Linked DNA regions of Homo sapiens: region 2 is linked to region 1. The links are chromatin contacts, found by Hi-C or POLR2A ChIA-PET in ENCODE. All regions are on one chromosome and are shown on one strand. Each heading gives the region's core, a stretch centred on a gene start or an enhancer-like site at or near the end of the contact. The rest is flanking DNA. Distances are from core to core; before and after follow the strand shown. Region 1 holds the start of CCDC61 (coiled-coil domain containing 61). Region 2 has its middle 27 kb from the start of IGFL4.

The links. A loop is a pair of places that touch in the nucleus more often than their neighbours do. ChIA-PET counts read pairs that join two places held with the same protein, here RNA polymerase II (POLR2A). Pooled maps may share reads with other maps.
Region 2: POLR2A ChIA-PET joins it to region 1 with 13 read pairs in HEK293. The contact joins the enhancer-like site here to the promoter of CCDC61 in region 1. A Hi-C loop is called at or near these places in 1 of 168 maps with a recorded cell type or tissue (IMR-90) and 4 of 50 pooled maps. POLR2A ChIA-PET finds 5 or more read pairs at or near these places in 3 of 52 experiments (HEK293, HepG2 and MCF 10A).

Annotation. Positions count from the first base shown.
Region 1 is chr19:45,992,960-45,998,313 of GRCh38, reverse strand. It overlaps CCDC61 (coiled-coil domain containing 61), which reads right to left and starts at 2,847. Exons shown (of 14, transcript NM_001267723.2): 1 at 2,810-2,847. RefSeq lists enhancers at 2,730-2,909, 3,300-3,489.
Region 2 is chr19:46,065,344-46,070,452 of GRCh38, reverse strand. It overlaps a transcript of IGFL4 not described here. Among named protein-coding and RNA genes, the nearest start is that of IGFL4, 27 kb to the right of the region's middle. Within about 2 kb of position 1,757, at least 3 of the 41 ENCODE cell types and tissues checked have a DNase peak (open chromatin) inside an H3K27ac peak, as active enhancers do.

The sequences.
Region 1 (5,354 bases), core at 1,598-4,097:
ACTCTGGGGGTGGGCCCAGAAATCTGCATTTCCTCCAAGTTCCTTCAGACACTAAAGGTTCCTTCTGCCCTTGGGCGCCACAATCTGCCCAGTTTATTCCCCCACCTCCGACCCTACCACCCCACACATGACCCTCCTAGTTCAGCAACCCTGCCCCATACCACAGGGAGACCCCAAAGGGTGGTGAGGACAGTATAGGAGAAGCAACACTTTTTAAACACCATGTGCTCTTCTAGGTGCTGGGTTCCATATTCACATGGAGTCAAACACTCTAGTGGGGAGGTCCAAGAAGCCCAGTGGATATAAACCAACAGTAATTGATGTGAGGACCGGGCACAGTGACTCACGCCTGTAATCTCAGCACTTTGGGAGGCTGAGGTGGGCAGATCACTTGAGGTCAGGAGTTCGAAACCAGCCTGGCCAAGATGGTGAAACCCCATCTCTGCTAAAATTACAAAAATTAGCCAGGCGTGGTGGCATATGCCTGTAGTTCCAGCTACTTGGGAGGCTGAAACAGGAGAATCACTTGAACTTGGGAGGCGTAGGTTGTAGTGAGCTGAGATGAGGCCACTGCACTCCAGCCTGGGTGACAGAGAGAGACTCTATCTCAAAAAATAATAATAGGCCCAGCGCAGTGGCTCACGCCTGTAATCTCAGCACTTTGGGAGGCTGAGGTGGGTGGATCACCTGAGGTCAGGAGTTTGAGACCACCCTGGCCAACATGGCAAAACCCCGTCTCTACTAAAAATGTAAAAATTAGCTGGGCATGCTGGCATACACCTGTAATCCCAGCTAGTTGGGAGGCTGAGGCAGGAGAATCACTTGAACCCAGGAGGTGGAGGCTACCGTGAGCCGAGATCGCGCCACTGCACTCCAGCCTGGGTGACCCGCAAGAGTCCATCTCAAAAAAAATAATAATAATAATCTATATCAGGTAGTGGTGTTATGAAGAAAAATAAAGCCAAGTGAAGGGCCATACAGTGACAGGAGTTATTTTAGCTTGAGTAGTACTTTAGCAAATGCCTGGTTGTGAAGCTGACGTCTGAGCGGAGACCTGAAAGAGGTGTGGAAGAAGCCACACAGACACCTGAAAAGACCTGATCCAGAAGGACAGGACAGCGAGTACAAAGGCCCTGAGGTGGCAGTGCGTTCAGGGACAGCGAGTACAAAGGCCCTGAGATGGCAATGTGTTCGCTATGTTCAAATGACAGCGGGGAGGCCAGGGTGGCTGCAGCAGAGTGAGCCAGGGGAATGAGAGAAGTGATGGGAGTTGAGGGGAGGGAGGAGGAGGAACCCAATAGGTTGGGGCCTCGTGGATATGGTGAAGACTTTTGCAGTGTAATGTGGGAGCCAGGAGAGGGTTTGAAAGGAGAAACAACCTGACCTGACTTCTGTTCTACTAGTATCCCCCTAACAGTGAGAGGCAGAGAGCCCACCTGGAAGGCCACTGCAACAAACCAGGTAAGAGCAGGAGACAAACTGAGGCCAGAGTGGTAGCAAAGGAGCTGGTGAGGCATGGTTGGATTCTGGATGTGTTTTGAAGACAGAGCTAATGCGATCTGCTAGACCATATATAAGTAAGACAAAAGGGAGAAGTGAAGAAGACTCCAAGCTAGCCAGGCACGGTGGCTCACGCCTGTAATCCCAACACTTTGGGAGGCTGAGGCGGGTGGATCACCTGAGGTCACGAGTTCAAGACCAACCTGGCCAACATAGTGAAACCCCTTCTCTACTAAAAATACAAACAATTAGCTGGGTGTGGTGGCGGGCGCCTGTAATTCCCTTGAATCTGGGAAGTGGAGGTTTCAGTGAGCCAAGATCGCGCCATTGCACTCCAGCCTGGGCTACAAGAGCGAAACTCTGTCTCAAAAAAAAAAAAAAAAGAACACTCCAAGCTTCTTGATCTTAGTACCTGGCAGGATGAATGTCCCATCAACTGGGTTTGGAGGTTGAAAGGAAGAAATCGCAAGATTGGTTTGGGACAAGTTTATGTCTGAATGTCAGATGAACTTCCAAAGAGAGAAGAGTCGGCCATGATATGAGTCTGGAGTTCAGGGCAGAGATCCAGGCTGGAAATACACACGTGGGAGTTCTCATTAGATAAAGAGGGTGAAGCTAGCCAATGGTATAGACAGAGATGATGTCATTCTACTGATGATGAAGCTGAGGCACAGAAGGGTTAAACAACTGGCCCAAAGCCACAGTAATGATCAGTGGCAGAGCCAGGATTCAAATTCGGGATTCAACCCGACGCCAGAGCCCACATTCTTAACCATCAGTAGAGTAAGTTTAAGAGTTAATTCACCTAAAACACTTGGCAGGTGCACAGCACATAGCAAACGCCACAGGCATAATAGGGCTTCACATCTCTTTAAAGTACATGCTCATCCCTGGAGGTCTCCTTCCCTCCCTTCCTCAATATTGCTTCTTCCCACGACTTTCACCCAAATCAAAGCTTGTAAAGCATAGTGCGCTGTAATAACCCTCTGCCTTAAAACCTCCTACTAAATCGCCACGCTGCATTCCAAGGACGTCTCTATATTTTACCATCTGCTGTCTCCTGCTTTACAACTTTCCCCATTGAAGACCCTCCTGCGATATACAGATCACCCCCAACTCACATGCTGCGCTCAGCCTCACAACCCCTCAATCAAGCGCCTACCCTTGTTAAAGGGCACCCTCCCTCCCGATTCCTACAAGGCCAGGTCAGCTGCCCACCGCAGCCCACTCTCCCCCGAGAGAAGCCCCTTCCCCTCCACCTAAGACCTCCACCACGGCCCGCGCAACCGCCACTCCCGCGGCCTCTCACCTTCTCCACTAGCAACCCTCCTCGCGAGCGGTTCAACTGACGAAGCTCCAGCCCCGCCCCAGGATCCGGCGTTCTCGCTTCTGATTGGTCACAGCTTACCAGCAGCCAAGTTTCCATTAGCCAAAAGAGACGCCCATCACTCTGTCCCTCCCCCAGAGGAGAACCCGCCCTCCAAAACTTCCAATTGGCTAACTAAGAAGAGGCTGTCCCAAATGGGTTGGGGGAGGCACCTAACGTCGGGCTCTTCTCTAATCACTACTGGCTAATAATGCTGCCAGTCATACAAAAAGGTTGTTCCCCAGAGTGGAAGGGAAAGAATCCCGGAAGTAGCCCCTTGACTCCACCTATTACCCCCTGCGGGAGGGTAGGCCGCGCCCACGTGGTGGGGAGGGCCTGGAAGGGAGAGCCGGGTGTGCATGCGCATGGGGAGATAGTGGCCGCGGCTCCGGAAACTGGGGAGTGGTCTCAGCATAAAGACAGGTTGAGATTTGTCATCGCTTGGTGCATTCCAAACCTGCACTAAGCATTTTGCAGGACTTGGCTTATTTAAACTTTATAACAGCCCTGCAAAGTTATTATGATTTCCATTTTACCACTAAGAAAACAGTCTCAGAGAGGTATAGCCACTAGCCCGGGTTCACACGGCTTTTGAACGACCCATATTTTAAACCGATCAGTCATGAACTGGAAGGATCCAGCTAAAGGAATTGAGCGCGGGGATGGGGGAGGAGGGACCTCTTTAAGAAAGGAAAATAAAGTTTAAAGAAAAAAAAAAACTGACATGAAAGTTTACTTAGAATATGAAATAATAACAAATTACATATTTAAAAGAGCCAAATACCACAAACATTGCAAAATCCCAAAGGATAACGTAATGTTTTTATTAATTTTCTGCCTGACACACCTCTGTGATGTTTCCTACTTTTTCAGCTGCATGTTTCACAATATCCTTGTCTACAAAGAGAAAAGTAAGTTATCTTTCCTCTAGCGTGGTTGATGGAACTTTTTAAAAATTCATTATAATTTAGAACAAGTTTCAGCTTCACAAATCAGTATTGGTGATGTTATTGAAGTCTTTTGGAAATCTAGAAAAACTTCTGGCCAGGCGCGGTGGCTCACACCTGTAATCCCAGCACTTTGGGAATCACGAGGTCAGGAGTTCGAGACCAGCCTGAACCACCTGGTGAAACCCTGTCTCTACTAAAAATATAAAAAATTAGCTGGGCGCAGTAGCGGACGCCTGTAATCCCAGCTACTCAGGAGGCTGAGGCAGGAGAATCACTTGAACTCGGGAGGCGGAGGTTGCAGTGAGCCAAGATCGTGCCACTGCACGCCAGCCTGGGCAACAGAGTGAGATGCCACCTCCAAAAAAAAAAAAAGAAAAACTTTCATAAAGTTTCATTCACATGTTAACTATGTTTTGGAAAATGTTTCCACAGACTAACTTCTGGCTCAATACTTTCAATTTTTTGTTTGTTGGTTTCTTTGTTTGCTGAGACAGGGTCTCGCTTCATCGCTGGGCTGGAGTGCAGTGGCATGTTCATGGCTCACTGCAGCCTTGAACTCCTGAGCTGAAGTGATCCTCCTGCCTTACCCTCCCAGGTAGCTGGTACTACAGGCACACGCCATCACATCTGGCTAATTTTTTTTTAATTTATTTTTAGTACACATGGGGTTTCACTATGTTGCCCAGGCTGGTCTCGAACTCCTGAGTTCAAGCAGTCCTCCCACCTCAGCCTCCCAAAATGCTGGGATTACAGGTGTGAGCCACCGCGCAGGCTTCCTTTCAATTCCTGACATTTCTGTTACACAGATGCTTCTGGAATGAGCCGCTAAAAGATACATTCATGCCATTTAGTAGGCTGTGGCCTCGCATCTAGTGAGTTAGTAACTTACACAACAGAAGCATTCCGGGAAGCCATTTCTACGCCATGACAACTAATTAGGTGGTTTAAGTATCCGAGAAGTATCTATGAACCACATAAAAATATCCCTGTAAACCCAATCTAAATGTATTCTCACTTCACCTTCCCCTCAGCTAAATCCCATAAATGCCTGCACTCCAGCTTGAGTGACAGAGCAAGACTCTGTCTCTAAGAAAATAATTAATAAATAAATAACAATTAAAAAAAAAGGAAACATGGATTAGAATCTGAAGGCTTTCCCTTGCCAGCTGTGAGACCTCCCACAAGTCATGCCTCTTCTGGGAACTTCACTTTCTTCATCTGTAAGTGGAGTTCAATTCATTGCTTCACTTATTTCTTCACTCACTTGTCAGGCCATTTATTGAGCACCTGCTATGTTCCAGGCACTTTTCTGGGTGCTGGAGGTAGAAACATCTGGTAACAAACAGGAAAAGCTCATACCCTAGTGAAAGGAAGGCAAATAATAACATATAGTAAAGAAATAGGCCAGGCGCGGTGGCTCACGCCTGTAATCCCAGCACTTTGGGAGGCCAAGGCAGGCGGATCACCTGAGGTCAGGAGTTCAAGACCAGCCTGGCCAACATGGCAAAATTCTGTCTCTACTAAAACTACAAAACTTA
Region 2 (5,109 bases), core at 508-3,007, 73 kb before region 1:
GAAGAAAGAAAATAAGACTACAAAATGAAATAAGGGCTAGAATTTAAAGCCAATGTAAAGGAAATGTTCTAAATTGTGCAAGTGATTAACAGCCAGATGTTCCCCTATGATTCCGAACATGAGTCTCCAGTGCCAAGTTCCAGCCCGAAGTCTGTTGGACTCTCAGAGAAAATGTATAGTAACAAAAGCAGCCAAGACTTGCATGACGTCAGCTCTTATTTCTCCTTGAGTTTTTGTCCCGTGGATGTGAATCACTAAGAACACATGCATTCCTCAAGTTTTAGGAGATAAGGCAAAAAAAAAAAAATCTTAGAGATTTGCTTCAATTCGTATTTGAGCTTCATGGGATGCAAACATAGGAGACTAAAGCAGAAATGAGTATTGCTTCAGTAATCATGAGTCCACCCAGCTTAGTGAACAAAACAAGCGTTACCCTCCTAACCTTCCTGATAACAGGAATGTCTTGTTTGAAGTGTTTGGAGTCAGTGCATTTTACTGGCTGCCATTCAAAATATGTTTCAATTCTTAAAACTGAAACCCTGAACCTGTTCATTCATGTTTATTGCTTTAGTCTAATCTATTGTTTAGATTTTTCCCTATGCATATGGCTCAGAGCATCTTACACAATTTGCTTCAGAATTTTCACATCTATTGCTGTTGACTAAACACTCTAATTAAAGTGCCCAAATATGTACATACAAGAATATTTGTTGCAGAATTTTTAGGGTAAGGCTGAAATATTGCAAACAACCTACATAATTTTCAAAAAGAAGACAAATGAAATAAATTACAATTTATCCATAAAATAGAAATCTAGGCAGCCATGAGAATTATCTGTGATCTGTGGGCTTTTAGGGCTTCAAGGGGGGGATGTATGATATCTTATTTATAAGAAGGGAAAAGTGTGGCATATATGTAGACTTATATGTATTCAACTATACAGAATTTATGGAAAAATACAAACACTACATCTTAAATGCAGTTACCTTTGGGGAGGGTAGGAAGCATGATAAAAATTATCAATGCTCACCATGTAATCTTTACTTCTCAGACTGAACATTTTCATTAGAATACATTTGTTTCTTATCTGTATTATTATTTTAGGTGATATTTGAAAATTGAGTGAGAAAAGTCAGTCAGATGAGAGAGAAGAATACAGAGGGTAGGAAGAGACAGAGCAAATGACCTCAGCAACACAGAATCCAGATGGAGAGAAAATTGGGGGAAAGAGGTGGAAGATTTTGCTCATGGCATTGGCAGTGCCTGGCCTCTGAGGTGGGCTCTAGAACAAAGTCCTCCACTCCCTCTCATGTCTGGGGACATTCAACCATGTGAAAAGGTTTTCCAGGGAGGCATTTTCTCTGACCACCTGTTCTATACAGTACTGATAGGACAGCTTTCCCACGTACTGCCAGCAGCCCCGATCCAGAACTCAGCACTGCCCCTCCAGTCAGAATCAGAGGACCGAGGGGAAACATGCTCTCCTGTCCCTAATCACAAATGAAACTGTCTTTAGCATGAAGATATTCACTTGGTGAGAACTTAAGTCAACTGGACAAAGAGATGTAGGTCTCCAGTGCTCAGAGTGAATGTGTCTTTTGCAAAATCCCGAATGTGATTGCCCTGAGGCTGACATGGGGCCAGAAATGCCTGAGTCATCTCTACCTCTTCCTCTATGAAACCACATAATTGCCTCAGACTGAGCTCCCAATGCATTTAATTGTTTTGATCAAAGTCTTTCCCGGCGGTTCCTCAGAAGGAAGGATTGGGCCTGGAGGCCTACCCAGGGAGGGAGTCAGAGGCCGCCCACAGATGAACAATTCTATCTGTGTGTGCACCACCCTCCTACCAGACTTTGAAACCCTTCAACAAACAAGGGCTTTGGGATCCCCAAAATGAATCCCAAGCCCCTGGTTACAGAATCAACAAAGCGGGATGACAAATAAGGGAAAAGTTCAAATCTGGTAAACGTATCCCACAATTTGCAAGCAAAAAAATTGAGAACTATTTTTTTCAATTCCGCACACAATTAAGCATCATGTTTGCATTCAGTCTTGTTTTATGTTGGATTCCATCATGATGAGATTCGACACTCAGAGCTCGAGGTCTTTAATATCTTAATGTACCCTGTATCCCAGGACCTCAGATTACTGTCTAAGCCACTGCAAGGAAACATCAGCTCTGTCTGCCCTGGTGGGTCTTTCTTCATCTGGAGAGATAAAGAGATTGTTTAAGATTTGTGTTCAGAGACACATGGTGACACATGGTGGCGGAATTGGTTGAAGAGCATCTGTGACAAAAGGTGGAGAGATGGAGAACAGAGCAGGGTCCCCTCTTGGGAGGACCCAGTTATTGAAATTCCTTTTCTGCTGCTCTCTCCCCGCTTCAGCCTGGAGCATGGCAGGGATTCCTACCTGGATCCTTCTTTGATTATGGGGGAAGGTGCAGTCAGAGTTCACACCTGAAACCTTTTGACTCAAAGTCTTTTGATCCAAGGGACCAAAGAATGTTTGTCATCATTGCTGGAAGTGGAGCATAGGAGCAGGTGAATCCACACCTGGGTAAATGGCACTAGGGCTTACTCATGGGCTTATCCATGGAGCAGTTCTCCATGATGTCACAGATCTGGTTTCCACACCTGGGGGCTGGCTGACTGACTCTTTCCTGAGGGATAGATCAGATGTGGGTCCCAGAGAGAAACAAACCTGGCTGCCAACCTGGGGCCCTGTCAGAGCCCCATCCTGCAACCCCACAAATTCCTCCTCCATTCTGCTTGTTCATCACTCTTTCCTCACCTGAAACTCACTCTGAGCCTGAGCACACGTGGATGAGGATGCAGACAAGCCCCTGTGGGAAACGAATGGGGTCGGCAATGAGACTTATGTGCAGTCATCTGTTTCCTGCCTGGGGAATTTTCTAGGCTAGCTTTTGTTCTGGCTAAAGCTCAGCATTACTTTGGGGCTAATTCTTCTGGGATCAGGCTCATCGGGGTAGGGGCACTATTCCTGGGAGCTGGTCTTGGGCTCTCTGGAACCCAGGAAGGTGAAGGCATGCAAGGAAGCTCATAAAAGAGCCAAGATGAGAATCCAGGGAAGGGAGTGAGCTTCCTGGATGGGTGGAGGGCAAACTGGGACTGAGGTGCCACAGAGGCAATGAGGAAAACAGCGAGGGCCTGGGCTGAAAGCGGATGTCCAGATAGTAGTGTTAGGTATAGGCAAAGGTGGATATGCTGGGGCTGGGGTTGGAATTGAGATTGGGATCATCCTTACTAAAGGTTTGGCTTCTGTTTGCTGTGGCTTTGAAGCAGGCACAAGGAGAGTGGATGGGAGAGTGTCAGAGGATCTGAAATGGGGACTACGATTGAAGCTTGAAGCCCCTGTGAGCCTCTGGGAGGTTCTTTTATTGACCACAGCAAGATTGCAGAGTTCCCACTCCCAAATCTCTCCAGTGAGAACCAGATTGGACATGAGGACATGCCCTTGGCTGAAGGAGAGGAGCTGAGATGGTTTTAGGAGTACGATTGGGTGAACATAATTCATGCTTACTTGCTCTTAAATGTTTTCATTCCTCAACTTTAAATTTAAATGGTTGATATAGGTTGAATGTCCTCTCCAAATCTCATGTTGAAATATAATCACCAGTATTGGAGGTGGGGCCTGGCAGGAGGTGTTTGGGTCATGGGGAAGATCCCTCATAGCTTGGTGCTGTCCTCACAATAGTGGGTTCTTGCAAGATCTGGTCATTTAAAAATGTGTGACACTTCCTCTCAGTCTCATTCCCACTCTAGCCATGTGACATGCTTGCTCCTGCTTCACATTCTGCCATGAGTAACAGGTCACTGAGGCCTCACCAGAAGCCAACCAGATGCCAGCACCATGCTTCCTATATAGCCTGAAGAAGCATGAGCCAAATAAGCGTCTTTTCTCTGTAAATTACCTAGCCTTGGGTATTTCCTTATAGCAATGCAAAAGTGGCTTAATACACTGGTCCCTGAAGAAGTATTGGTACTTCTTTGGCTTTGAGTCTGCAGGAAAGTAGAGAGAGCTTTCATGGATGCTGGGAGTTGGGTGTTCCTAGTTATGGTTGCCAGTTTAGCAAATAAAAACATAAGAATGCCCACTTAAATTTGACATTCAGATAATTTAAACATTTTAGTATGTTTTGGGTAACACTTGGGACATACTTACACTAAATATTTCTTTGTTGCTCATCTGAAATTCAAACTTAACTAGAAGTCTTGTATTTTATCTGGCAGCTGGATTCCTTGATATATGGTGTCAAGATGTTTAAAGATCTTTGGCATCAGGCTTTCAAGAAGATGGTAGGTGCTGGCTCCCTGTGGCTTTACAAGCTCACGCTTCACCAGAAATCAAGAGAAAAAATCACCTGGCTGAGAGGGCCATGCTGAGCTAAGTTCCACTTTCAGCCTTAAGGGTCTCTCAGGGGCTACTTTGATGGGATTCTTTGGTTCTCACTTACTTTGCTTCATGGCCGTTTTGACATTCAAACCCACATACCCTCTGCCTGCTCCCAGGATTTTTTTCCAAACTCCTAGCAACTGGTTCCTGGCTGCTTCCATGGATCTTCTGACACATCACATTTTACCCTCTAGAGAGCAGCCCTGAGAAATATATCAATATAGGGCAAGAACTGGAGAGAAACAGATTCTACAGAAAATCCCCTAAGTGAGAAAGAGGCGTAATCATTGTGCTCCACATTTCTGTGGACAATATCCTGGGGCTAAGGCCCGGATTGGAATCTGACTCATTCTTTCTTGGAAAGGCTTTCAGCACATTTGCTTAATATCTGCAGAGGGATCTGTAGCAGCACCCAATAAATAAATGCCAGCCAGGCGCGGTGGCTCAGGCCTGTAATCCTAGCACTTTGGGAGGCCAAGGCAGGCAGATCACAAGGTCAAGAGATTGAGACCAGCCTGGCCAACACGTTGAAACCCCGTCTCTACTAAAAATACAAAAATTAGCTGGGCATGGTGCCATGCACCTGTATTTCCAGCTACTTGGGAGAATCACTTGAACACAGGACGCAGAGGTTGCAGTGAGTGAGATCACGCCGCTGCACTCCAGCCTGGGCGACAGAGCGAGACTCCCT